Linked DNA regions of Homo sapiens: regions 2 and 3 are each linked to region 1. Evidence: chromatin contacts called from ENCODE Hi-C or POLR2A ChIA-PET data. All regions are on one chromosome and are shown on one strand. Each heading gives the region's core, a stretch centred on a gene start or an enhancer-like site at or near the end of the contact. The rest is flanking DNA. Distances are from core to core; before and after follow the strand shown.

Evidence for each region. A loop is a pair of places that touch in the nucleus more often than their neighbours do. ChIA-PET counts read pairs that join two places held with the same protein, here RNA polymerase II (POLR2A). Pooled maps may share reads with other maps.
Region 2: a loop to region 1 is called in a map of heart left ventricle, with 10 times the contacts of the local background. The contact joins two enhancer-like sites. A Hi-C loop is called at or near these places in 3 of 168 maps with a recorded cell type or tissue (Right ventricle myocardium inferior, heart left ventricle and testis) and 8 of 50 pooled maps. POLR2A ChIA-PET finds 5 or more read pairs at or near these places in 1 of 52 experiments (H1).
Region 3: a loop to region 1 is called in a map of heart left ventricle, with 5 times the contacts of the local background. The contact joins two enhancer-like sites. A Hi-C loop is called at or near these places in 3 of 168 maps with a recorded cell type or tissue (heart left ventricle and heart right ventricle) and 10 of 50 pooled maps. POLR2A ChIA-PET finds 5 or more read pairs at or near these places in 1 of 52 experiments (GM12878).

The regions. Positions count from the first base shown.
Region 1 is chr22:32,526,809-32,531,060 of GRCh38, forward strand. It overlaps SYN3 (synapsin III), which reads right to left. Exons shown (of 14, transcript NM_003490.4): 11 at 2,066-2,200; 12 at 1,110-1,197. Among named protein-coding and RNA genes, the nearest start is that of SYN3-AS1, 46 kb to the right of the region's middle. RefSeq lists enhancers at 2,078-2,579, 2,580-3,079. Within about 2 kb of position 1,688, at least 4 of the 41 ENCODE cell types and tissues checked have a DNase peak (open chromatin) inside an H3K27ac peak, as active enhancers do.
Region 2 is chr22:32,848,701-32,852,824 of GRCh38, forward strand. The region is part of intron 6 of SYN3 (synapsin III); the gene reads right to left. It overlaps TIMP3 (TIMP metallopeptidase inhibitor 3), which reads left to right. Exons shown (of 5, transcript NM_000362.5): 2 at 752-834. Among named protein-coding and RNA genes, the nearest start is that of TIMP3, 49 kb to the left of the region's middle. Within about 2 kb of position 2,316, at least 19 of the 41 ENCODE cell types and tissues checked have a DNase peak (open chromatin) inside an H3K27ac peak, as active enhancers do.
Region 3 is chr22:32,918,812-32,922,472 of GRCh38, forward strand. All of the region lies in intron 4 of SYN3 (synapsin III), which reads right to left. Among named protein-coding and RNA genes, the nearest start is that of TIMP3, 120 kb to the left of the region's middle. Within about 2 kb of position 1,944, at least 2 of the 41 ENCODE cell types and tissues checked have a DNase peak (open chromatin) inside an H3K27ac peak, as active enhancers do.

The DNA of each region.
Region 1 (4,252 bases), core at 438-2,937:
GCGCCCGGCCTCTGATAGGTTTTTAAGAAGATCCTTAAAAGATTGCAGCGAGACTGCCTGCTTTGGTTTCTTGGTGCACAGGTGCTCTGAAGCTCCATGCTGGTGCCAGAGCGAGTGTGCCCAGGAGGTTTTGATTGCAAGAGAGGATACGGGGCGGATTTCTCTCAAGACTGCATGCAAGAATATCAGAGCAGCTGATATTCTTTGAGAAAGTTAGTTAGCCATTGCCCTGATTGCTTTTCATCTTTTTACAATAGTTTGTCCATTCTCTAATAAGTGGTGGAATGTAGTAATGCTGGAATATATTTGAGGAGGAATTTCAATGGCCAAGGTTTTATAGATGATCTTCCCTTTTTCTATCTTTCTTACTCTAGCTGGTCGACTCACAAATCTATCATCAGGCACCACTCATTGAAATGAATAAACACTTCCTAGGTTTGAAAGGTCTGAAAGGCCAGACTTGTAAATCTACCATTTTCTGCCTCCTTGGGCAAAGCCTCAACTTTTACCTCGCAGTAGAAAGGCTCACGCCTGTAATCCCAGCACTTTGGGAGGCTGAGGTGGGCGGATCACCTGAGGTCAGGAATTTGAGACCAGCCTGGCCAACATGGTGAAACCCCATCTCTACTAATACTACAAAAATTAGCTGGGCGTGGCGGTGTGCACCTGTAATCCCAGCTACTCAGGAGGCTGAGGCAGGAGAATCACTTGAACCTGGGAGGTGGAGGATGCAGTGAGCCGAGATCGCACCACTGCACTCCAGCCTGGCGACAGAGCAAGACTCTGTCTCAAAAGAAAAAAAAAAAAAAGGAAATAATGACATTTTCACTGCAGGACGGCTGGGAAAATAAAAGTGAGAAAATAGGTGGGACATTCCCTGGCACAGTGCTTGGTGCATATTAGGTTCTTAATAAATTAACCTTCTATTTCCCTTCTCCTTTCTTGACTTTTTAAAGAGTTTGACCAACCCCATAGTCTCATTCATTCTGTGGATAAAGTATTCAGGTGCATTTTCCCAGAGCCCCTTGTGGGAATCACATGTGGATCCCTCGGTGCATTTCAGCACCCTCACTGCATGCTTTCTTGCAGTGGCTCGTCCTGGGTCATACCTTGCGGAGGTGGGCGTGGCTGGGGCTGGCCTAGCTGAGGCCCCAGCTGGGCTTGCCCTGGGGATTTCGCTGATTTAATCTGTGGAGCCTAGAGCAGAAGAGAAAAGAAGCCTGTTGGTATCACCACAGCCCTTTACTTCCTGGGTGAGAGGGCAGCATTTATGAAGATCTTTTTATCATTGAGAAGAGACTCTTACACATAAAGTGTACAGTTCTGGAGTATACAGTGTAGTGAAGTTCTATATGTGTATACGTCGGTGTAACCACTGCCCAGATCAAAACAGAGGGCATTCTCTGCGATAAAGCCTGCCCCGTGCCCCTTCCCAGCCAGCAGCCCCGTCAGTATAATAACTACGATTCTGATGTTTGTTATCATAGATTACTTTCTGTGGGGAAATCTGGGGTGGGAGGTGGAAGTTTGGGGACTTGCTTTTACATAAAGCTGGGGAGCTGGCAAATTCTTTGGAGAGCAGTCTGGTAATCCATGGTGGGAACTGTGGAGGGGAGGAGCGACGTGGGAGCTCATCGAGGTTGGGGAAAATGGGAGACACAATAGCGTCCATTGACTGGTTCCCTGGGAGCACACAGAGGGCTTGTGTGTCCATATGCTCTCGCACACGCACGCACACACATCCTGCTCAGGCCCAGCACCGAGGGCACAGAAGGGACAGCAGTCGATCATCTCTGCCCACAGTGCCCAAAGGCCATTTGAGACAAGATTGTTCTCCCCAGGATGGTGAAGAAGGGAAGGGGCCTCTGAAAGCCTCCTCAATTCACTTACTGGGGCAGGCTGTGAAAGCTCTCCCCAATGTCTGGCCTTCGTCCACACCCCCATTCCTTCTCCCCAAGGTGGTTTCTTCCTGGGGGTATCCCCTTTGGATCCAGGGGCTCCCCATTTCCAGACAGCCTGGCATTTCTCATGGCTATAAAGTCTCCTTTGATCGTGAGGGTCTTACCCAAGGTCTGAGGGGGGAGGGCGCTGTGCCTCCTGGCATCGGGAGCTGGCTCATTTTGGAGACAACAAGGTCGGCCATCAGCTGTCTGTCCTCTTCCACATGCTCTCCAATCAGCGGCATTGAGCTGTCCATTACCTGTGGGGAGGAAGGGAGAGCTGAGGGACCCCCATGCCAGGAGAGATGGCGGTTGGGCATCACATCCCAGAAGTGGGGGCTCAGGGCTCAGGACAGAAGTGACCACCAGATGGCGATGTCCTCCATGCAAATCACCTCCAGCTGGGACTGGCCGGCAGCGACATCAGTTCCCTTCGGTTCAGTCTAAACCACTCCCTGGAGGTAGTTCAATTCGGCCCACGTTTGCTGGATGACAGCAATGCGACAAGGGCCAGGGAGCCTCTGCCGACCTTTTCTGTGCTTTTCTTTGGGGAGCCGCTCTCCGCCCCCTCCTTTCTCACCCTGGCCCCCTCCCAGGGTCGGGGCTGGCCACCTCTCCTTTGGCCCCAGGTCAAGGCTGCTTTCCACAAAGCAGAAACAGTAAAGGTGGGGGCTTGATCATGACAAAAATATGACGCGGGCTGGAGTTGACCCAGGGTTCAGAGGAAAGAGGGAAGAGGAAAGGCCTGTTTTCCGAGGCCCTGGCAAAACACAGGCGGGAGGGAAAAGCATTCCACAGGGAGCTGGGCTGTTCTCAAAGTGCTTCTATCGGGAGGAACCTGAGGGATCCGAGTTTCCCCTTCTGCTGTTTTTACAAATAGAGCAACTGAGGCCCAGAGATGGGAGGGGACTTGCCCAAGGTCACACAGGCCAATGCTCCACGTGATTCCCTGGGCATGGGAAGCTATGGGAGATCTGGAAGGGGTGTCTGTCAGGCCTTGGCGCATCTGCGGAACAGCTGGCCGCGTCACCCTCTCTGCTCCACTGCAGGAGTCGGCGGCCTGCATTCACCCACGCCACCCCATCAGACTCACCGTCTTGTCTCCCCTGTTCCCACGCTCTGGACATATTAGGTTTTCTCTCTCCTCCAGGTTCTTATGTAATCCCTCTACCCACTCCTTACCTGGCCAACTCCTTTCATCCAACAGGGAACAGCTAACTAGGTCTTCCTCCAGGAAGCCCTCTCTGATAGTGCAAGCTCTGACGAGCCACCTGACAACTGTATCCTGCCGTTCTCACCTGGTTTCACACGGGACAGCTTATCCACGGCACTGTCACCCCTTGCTTACTATGTCTCCACCACCAGACTGGGAGCCCCCAAGGTTAGGAATGGGCCCCGTGTCCTGCTAAGCAGGTGTGCCCTCCACAGACACCTGTTTAGTGGAGGAATAAGACGCCCTTGTGATAAGCCCGGCTCATAAGGATAAGGATACTAAGAAGCGCCGTATTTTATGGGGCATTTCCTACGTGCTACGCTCTATTCTAAGCATTGGGTGTGGAGGATCTCTCATAAACCTCAGAATAGCTCTTTGAGGCAGTACTATTATCCTCATTGTAATCAAGAGGAAGCAGAGGGTCAAAGAAGTGGCAAGGTCAAGGACACAGCACTGGCAACCCACGGTCCTCCCACTGCATCAGGCTAATTCCCACCAAGCACTGGAACAGCACACCAGGGTAGGAACTGAGAAGAGGGAACCTGGGTTCCAGGCTTGGCTTCTGCTGTGTATTTGCTCTGTGATCTTGGGCAAGTTTCTTTTCCTCTACGGGCCTATTTTTTTTTTTTTTTTTCTCAACAGTGAACTGAGGGATCTGGGCAGCTGCTAAGACCCTTCCAGCTGGGACTTGTAGGGATCTGTGAGTTTAAGCACCCACTTTGATTAGGAAACTGAAAAGCTAGCTTAAGAATGTGAATACTGGCTGGGCGCGGTGGCTCACGCCTGTAATCCCAGCACTTTGGGAGGCCGGGGCGGGCGGATCACGAGGTCAGGAGATTGAGACCATCCTGGCCAACACGGTGAAACCCCGTCTCTACTAAAAATACAAAAAAAATTAGCCGGGCGTGGTGGCAGGTGCCTGTAATCCCAGCTACTCGGGAGGCTGAGGCAGGAGAATCGCTTGAACCTGGGAGTGTCGGAGGTTGCAGTGAGCCAAGTTGCTCTATTTGTAAGAAGAGCAGAAGGGGAAACTAGGATCCCTCAGGCTCCTCCCCATAGAAGCACTTTGAGAATAGCCCAGCTCCCTGTGGAACGCGTT
Region 2 (4,124 bases), core at 1,066-3,565, 320 kb after region 1:
AGTATCATTATGATTCCTGTTTTATAGAAGAGGAGGCCAGAAACAAAGTTACTTACTTGCATACAGTCGCAATAGCCATAAACAGCAGAGCTGAGATTGGAACAGTTCTGTCTGGCTCCTGAGCCCCGACTCCCAATTGCTCCTTCTTCTAACCACATCCCCATAGAGCTCAGACTCTATTGCATCCCTTGCTATCTAAGCACTGGATACCAAGGGCTCAATCAGAATGCTAACTGGGGGCACTGTGGGAAGCTAGGGTGCACCACAACCCTGTAGACATGTCAAGATGTGGTGAATTAATGCATGCAAAGGAAGAGCCCCAAATGAGGTGGTTAGAAAGGGGTCCTAGTGGAAAGAGAACAGATCTGGGAGACCATGGCATTGTCAGATGGACAAGGGAGGGGGGACAATGGCTCTAACAGGAGAAGTAGGTTTTGGATTATGGTAAAGTCACAAAGTCAAGAAAATCCTCAGGGTCGGCGGGGGTTGACTATAGCCTTGGAAGTTCTGGAGCTGGCAATTGTGAATATTTGGGGTAATTAACTTGAATGGTGGCTGTTTCTTTTTCCTCCAACCTCCCTCTCACCCCAGGGAATTCCCACTCTTGTAAACACAATCATCTATTCCAGTTGGCTCCAAGGTAAGAGTGCAATTCCAGGCTCCACAGAGGCTAGCGTGCCCGCCCTGAGATGCTGTTCCTGATGTGGTTCAGGCCTTCCTAACCTCTTATTGTCTCCTTCTGTCTCTGCAGTGATCCGGGCCAAGGTGGTGGGGAAGAAGCTGGTAAAGGAGGGGCCCTTCGGCACGCTGGTCTACACCATCAAGCAGATGAAGGTAGGTAATGTCATCACCCTGGCTCCGGGAAGGTTTTTGGGTTTTTGCCAGAAGAGTCCTGGCTAAGGGAGGCAAAGTGGGTTGGAACTGGGGTGTGTGTCTAAGCACCAGCCAGACCCAGCCCTTCTGCCTGCTGGAGAGGGAGCTGCTAAGGCTGCATAAAGGGATGGGTAGGGAGGGGGCATGGGGCTGCCTTGTCCAAGAGCCCATGCAGGTGGAGTCACTCCAAGGCACTTGTTAGGAAGCTGAGCTCTGGAGCCAGATGGCAGATAGCCTTGTTAGCTCGTAACCATGAGACCTTGGTCAAGTCACTGCCCCTCTCTGGGCTTTAATCTTCCCAATTGTGAAATGAGGGGGTTGGACTAGATCATCTCTATGAACTCTTCTGAGCTCTGACTATCTGGGACTCAACAGTGCTTACAGGTTTCATGCAGCCACTGAGGTTACAGCTTAGGTTTACAGCCCTCAAATCTTTACATGGAAACTGTGCTGATCACAGGAACCTCATCCCAAGGCAGGAACTTCACCTTCTTTCCCTATTTTCCCAGCTGATTGTCTTCTTGCATCCTAGATAGTTAGCAATGTTTGCTAAGCATATTCTTATCATTAAACATATTACTGAGGATATGAACATCATGAAGTACAGGAAGGAGGTATGCCCTTAAGAAAAAGAACACCAGATTTGAAATCTAGAGAACCTGCCTCCTAGTCTCACCTCTACTCCTAAATAGCCTGCTTACCTTGGGCTTGTCCCTTTTCCTGGGCCGCAGTTTTGCCACCTGTTAACAGTGTGGGGTTGGGCTTGGTGCTCCTAACATCCTCTCTAGCTCAGGCATTCTAAGCACCCTGGGATGCGGGCCATGTTACTTGTAAGGAGGAGCGGGTGGTATACAATGGAAGGGTGTACTGGTGATTGCCTTAGCACAGAAGACTGGGGCTTCACCTTGAATAACTCAGCAACTGGTTCATCACCCCATCTTTGTAAGCACCTCTCTACATGCAGAGCTCCCAGCTAGGAGCCAGGGAGGCCGTGAGGGAGATACAGTTTCCATCTTTAGGAACTAGAGTCAGGTTGGGAGAGAAGAGGCAGGTATGTGTGTGACTCATCAGAAGTTCAATGTGGGGTGTGCTGAGGTCCACAGGAACTGTCCAGCCCTTTAACTTATTGCTCATATTTGCATCCCTAGCAATTAGGGTAGGACCTGGCATGCAAAAGTGACTTGGTGAATGCTTATCTGTCTAATACGGGCATGAGGGTGAGACCCCACAGGCCTGGAAACTCCCCAGAGGAGACAAGCCGCAATGTCCAGGTAGAAGGGAGTGGAGGAGTGACGCAGCCCACGGTGGTACCCAACCATCCCCAAGGCCAACCTCCAGGCTTTCTTATTCCTGTGTCCTGAGGCTGGATGTACTAATTTTGTGGAACCTGTTGCTTTGGATTCAATTTTGCAAACATCCACAGCCTTCTGGTTATGTAATGTCCAGAGTCAGCCCTGGCCAGTTGCCCTTGGCTGCCTAAGCTTGGTCATGAGACCAGCTTATGTCTTCAGACAGCCCTGGGGAGAGAAAAATGGGCAGGGGTGGGGAACCAGCAAGAGCAACAACAACGCAAAAAGCCCACTTTGCAACCTCTGGCAGACAGCGCGGGAATGCCAAAGCATATTAGACCAAAGCAGAGGTTCAGAAAACACACGAACCTGCCTGGTCTGGAACAATCCTCATTACGAGACACTCGGTGGTCAGCAGAGAGCTGAGAGGGAAATAGCTGGGAGGCAGCAGTTCCTAAGCCTGCCTGGTTTCCTTCCTACCATCAGGGCCTGGAGACCAGGGTGACCAGAGGCCCTTCCTGTGGACATAATGTCCCATTCCCCCTTGCTGGTGTCAGACCAGCCACGGGTGGTTGTTTAGAGACCAAACAACACTTGCTAGCCTATCAGCATCAGACACTCCCACTCCCAGGCTGGTGGGCTTAGAAGACACACTCCCACTCCCAGACTGGTGGGCTTAGGCTTTCGGTTCACCATCCTTCGCCTGAGCTCATGAATCATGGTGCTGGGAATTAGATGTAGGATCCCTCGTCTTACTTCTGACAGAGGCGCAAAGGGGAAATGACTTACTCAGAGTCAAGCATTTAACTAAGGGCAGATCTGATCCCCAAGCTGAGGCATCGGAATTTCTTCCCAATCCTGTGTTCTTTATATGACTCCCAAATCTCCCTGCCATCTTAATCATCAGTCACCATCTCATGCCTTTCATTCACTCTGACCCTCCATAGAGGGTATCATGATCCATAGAACTGGTCAGTGCCCTTCTATCCAGAGACACCACTGGAATCTGCTTGTCTCTAGGTACCAGCCTGCAAGTCAGACAAGATACAGGCTAGAAGTAATAGTCCGTCCATCCATCCTCTCGTGCTTCCTTCCCACCCTCTCTCTGTGCTTAGTACTGTACTATGAACTGGGGATACAAAGATAACACTGCTTATAATTATGATAAGACTTGGCATCAGTTAACATTTACTGAGCAATTGCTTAGTGCCAGGCATTCTGCTAGGTCTTTGCATAGATCAGTACTTATACTAACACTGTAAAATAGATAACACCTTGTCCTCTGTTTGACAGGTGAGGCAACTGAGACCTGGGAGGTCATATAACTGTTAAGATTATATGGCCACAAAGTGGCAAACCTGAGCAAAACTACAGGGTCTTTGCCTATAAGGAGATAATACAGTATGGAGCAGCAGGCTGATTCATCATTCCTACCCACTTTGGGGTATATAAATGCCCACTCCATATGTTTTTAGTTCCCAGGGAACAAAAAGAGGTCAGTTTGGGTTTGTTGGTTTATCATCCAGCAGTGTAGGGCTGGACTTGTAATATCCTGCAAAGGGTGTATCAGAAAAATCTTTGTAGGAGGGAAGAGAGAGAGGCCAGAGAGGCAAGCCTGCATGAGTTTTGGCACTGGTCCCTGGGAGACTTTGTTCTAGCAGATTAGACAGTCTACCCTAGAGAGTCAGAAGGGGTGAGCAAGGGCTTCCTTAGAGCAGGACTAAAGGAACTTGGAGAACCTGAGACTCCGAGCCGCCCTGTCTGACCTCTCTCTTCTCTCACTGATGGAAGGCAGGCAGACCTTCTCCCGTCTGCTAACTCTGGAGCCTCTGACCCATCTCTCAGGAACACTTCAGTACACAGAGACCTGCGATATGTGTGTGTGTGTGAGGGAGCAGGGTGTTAGAATGTTGAGAGAGCTTATTGCAATCCCAAACTTGGAAATTAGCTGGGCTGTGGGGT
Region 3 (3,661 bases), core at 694-3,193, 390 kb after region 1:
TGAGGACTCTGTCCCCACTTCAGGTGGGGAGGCCAAGAGCTAGAAATAGGGAGTGACTGATCGAAGGCCTTGCAGCTTGGAGAAGGCAGAGCCGGGATCCAGCCCAGGCGGTCTGCTTTGCCTACACAGGTGGCCTCTGTGCCATGAAGCCAGGCCGCCTACCTGGGCTAGTCCTAGATGCTTTGTGAGCTCGGAGGTGGGCACCAAATTCAACTTCAGGGAGGGAGAGAAGCGGGCACAGAAGCACAATCTTGATGGATGAGAGCAAGGTACATGCCAAGCCAAGGAAGTCTCTGCCTTTCTCCTTCCCCTCATTTGGCCCCCAAGCTGCCACTTACCTGTGTGCATGTCCACCCAAAGTTGAGAGAGAGGGAAGCTCCACCCTCCATACACACGGGGCTCGCTCTGCTCACTCTGTTTTCCTCTCCACTCAAGTCACCTCCTCAGGAGGCCTTCCCTGCTTCCCACACCTCAAATACCAACTTCTCTGTTGCTTTTGCTTCACCTGTTTCTCATGACCTGCCCTTAGCCCACATATCTGCTTACTTATTGATTGTTTTCTGCAACTCTAGTATCAGCTCCACAGGAGCTACTGTCTATTTCATTCACCACTGTACCCTCTGTGTCTGGCACATAATGAATGAAAGGAAGGAAAGGAGGAAGCAGCTTAATGCATACAGAGACATTTAGAAGAGGTGAAGGGAACACTTTTCCAAACACACACACAGGTACCTGGGAGTGAGTGCAGGAACTGTGTTCTATGTAATGTTTGCTGGAGCCTGGCACTCGAAATTTGCCTCTAATAAATTCTGTTGAATGAATGGATATCTGGAATTTGAAATTAAAAGTTCAGGAAGCCCAGAAGAATCTGGGCAATTATGTATGAAATAAGGAGTAAAGAAATGTTATTATAAAAATTAAGTTTCTTGATGGGATGTTAGAGAAGTCCCAGGATAGAGATTCAGGAGTCAAGGGCTCATTGTGGCTCAGGGGCTGATACGCTGGGAGGATTTGGAAAAGCCACCCTTCTCTCTTCCCTAAGTCACAGTTTGCCCATCTGTAAAATGGGGACACATAGAAAAGTCTAAGGGGCTCTTCTGACTCTGGAACTCTAAGATTTTATAGACCATCCCCTCCTCTGGGACAAGCCCATGCATCTCCCTCTTGCCCCAAACATCCTCCCTACAAACAGTAAGCCTGGGTGGGAGCTGGGGAGGGGGAGGATCTGAGAGACTCTGATGCCTTTCGTCAAGGTCTTGCATTACTGATGCTTCCTGGCTCCTGCTCTTCAGCCCTCTCTGAGGTCTGACCTTCTAATGAGCGGATGCACATTATCAGCCGCTGCGGTTTGAACGGGTGCCTATAATTTAGTGTTGCCTAATGCTGGAAACTGAGAGCAGAACTTGCGTAATTAGATTGGGGTCTCATTAACGTCTGCCTCCTCGGGTGTTTTTCATTCTTGGTTTCTCCTGCCCTGTATTTGCAATCCCTTCTGTCTGTATAAACATGGCTGTCCCTTTTTATCTCTCCCTTGTGGGGCCAGGCTAGAATTTGGGTCCAGAACAGCGAAGGCACTCACAAAGCATGAATTTTAACATGCCCCGGGATGGCCCCTGCTCTGCTTTCTAAATAGAGAACCTGGATGTCTGGGTTGCGCTTAAGCACCTCGAGCTGGCTGGCTGGCCACCCTGGGTTTGGGTTTGGACAAAAACCAGAGGAAGGAGGGCTATCAAGACAGCTGCTGCAAATACTGGTGATTTAACCAACTTGTGTACAATGCTTGGCCATTTACAAAGCACTCCTAGAATCTGACCTTGTAAGCAGGGACCTGGTCTATTTTGTCCACTGGTCCCCTAAGAGTTATTCTCTTTTTGTGCCCTCCTGACCCCATTCTATGCTTTTTCCACTCTTCTCTGCCCTGCTCTGAGCTACAGGAGATGGGTCCCTGTTGGCAGCATCAACTCAGCTCCCTTGCTGAAAGGTTTCTGCTTGCCTTTGGCCAAAGTGAGGCCCCAGCAGGAGACTGGAAGGCAGAGGGAGAGAAGGGGGTGGTACTTCTCTCTAGTGCCCACTGTGCTTTAGTGCCATGACTTTGAAGGTAGCTGAGTTCCTCCCCAGTTATAGCTTCAATGGACCAGCTCTCCTGCTCAAGTCTAGATTAAACCTACTAGATTTAGTCTAGAAATTCTATTCTCTCCTTTTGTCCCTTCACCCCTAGGGATAATGGTTTCCTTCTGTTGTCAGATTCTAAATACCTCACGTTCCCTTAGCCCCTCACACTCCTCCATAAGTTGCCCCTTCCTTAAAGTCTCTTTATTTAGACCATTTAGGGGTGAATTCTGTCTTTTGCCTGGTCCCTGTCTGATACAATACCCAATGTCTGAAGTGGTCCCTGGAACATAGTAGGTCCTTAATAAATGTTTGTGGAATGAATGCACAAACTTTTCATAGATGACATCTCATGTCATCCTTACAAAAACTATGCAAAATAATATTATTACCTTTTACAGATTAAAAAACACTGAAGCTCAGAGAGGTAAATTCTCATACCTGAGCAACAGATTTTTAAGGGAGGGCAACACTCCCATACTGTACCCTGAATGAGCTGTAGCTTCACTCTGCACCCTGGAGAAATCTCTACATACTGCTGCTTTCTGTACAGAGACTGAGTGTCCACTCACGCCAGCCTGGTGTGGGCTCAACAGGACCAGAGGCTGGTGGAGTGGACAAAGATTCGAAGACACTTGGAAATTCACTCGGTATAGAATCAGAGACCTGGGTTCAAATCCAAGTGGTGCTACTTTCTAAAAGTGTGATCTGGGGCAATGAAATCAATGACAATGATTTAACTGTCCCAGTTGTGACTCAGTTTCTTCCTCTCTAAATGGGGCTATAATAATTATTATTACACACTTAATTTAGTGATTATCCTGATCCAGGCATTGTGTTTAGCATTTCACATTATACTAACTCATGTAATCCTCACTGCAACCCTATGAGGAGGTATTGTTATTATTATTATTAGGAGGAGGAGGGGGAGTATTACAGATAAGTTACTGCCCACGGTCACACAGCTGCTGTCACCGTGGCAAATCTGGGATGTCCACCAAGGCAGCCTGCAGCCTGCTCCAGAACTGTGTTCTTAACCTTCAGGCTATACTGGCTGTCTACATTATTATTAGGCCATTTCATGAGTTCGTAACAACTAGGTAAGAAGACCATCTATGATGGGCACTTAGCACAGCCCTGGTGCACAAGGTGCCATCAATAGTGGTGACTGACTTTTCCTTGTTCCCCACCTAAAAGTCAGATGCATGGATCCTCTCCATATTTTTCTTCCATGTCGTTGTTCGATTGTACTCTTGCATGGCATTCATAGTAGGAGACATATGGCTTCTTTAAGCAGCTCTGCCCCTTGCCACACACAGGCCTTGGAGCCAGACTGCCTTGGGCTTGAATCCTAGCTTTGCCACTTATTGGCTGGAGAACTGGATGTCATTACCCCATCCATTGGTGTTTCAGCCTTTTTATCTATAAAATGGTGATTTTAATAGCACACACCCTATAGGGTTGTCGAAAGGATGAAATGAGTTAATTCATGTTAAGTGCTTGGAGCAGTGCCTAGCACGTAGGAAATGCTATAAAAGTGTTTGCTAAATAA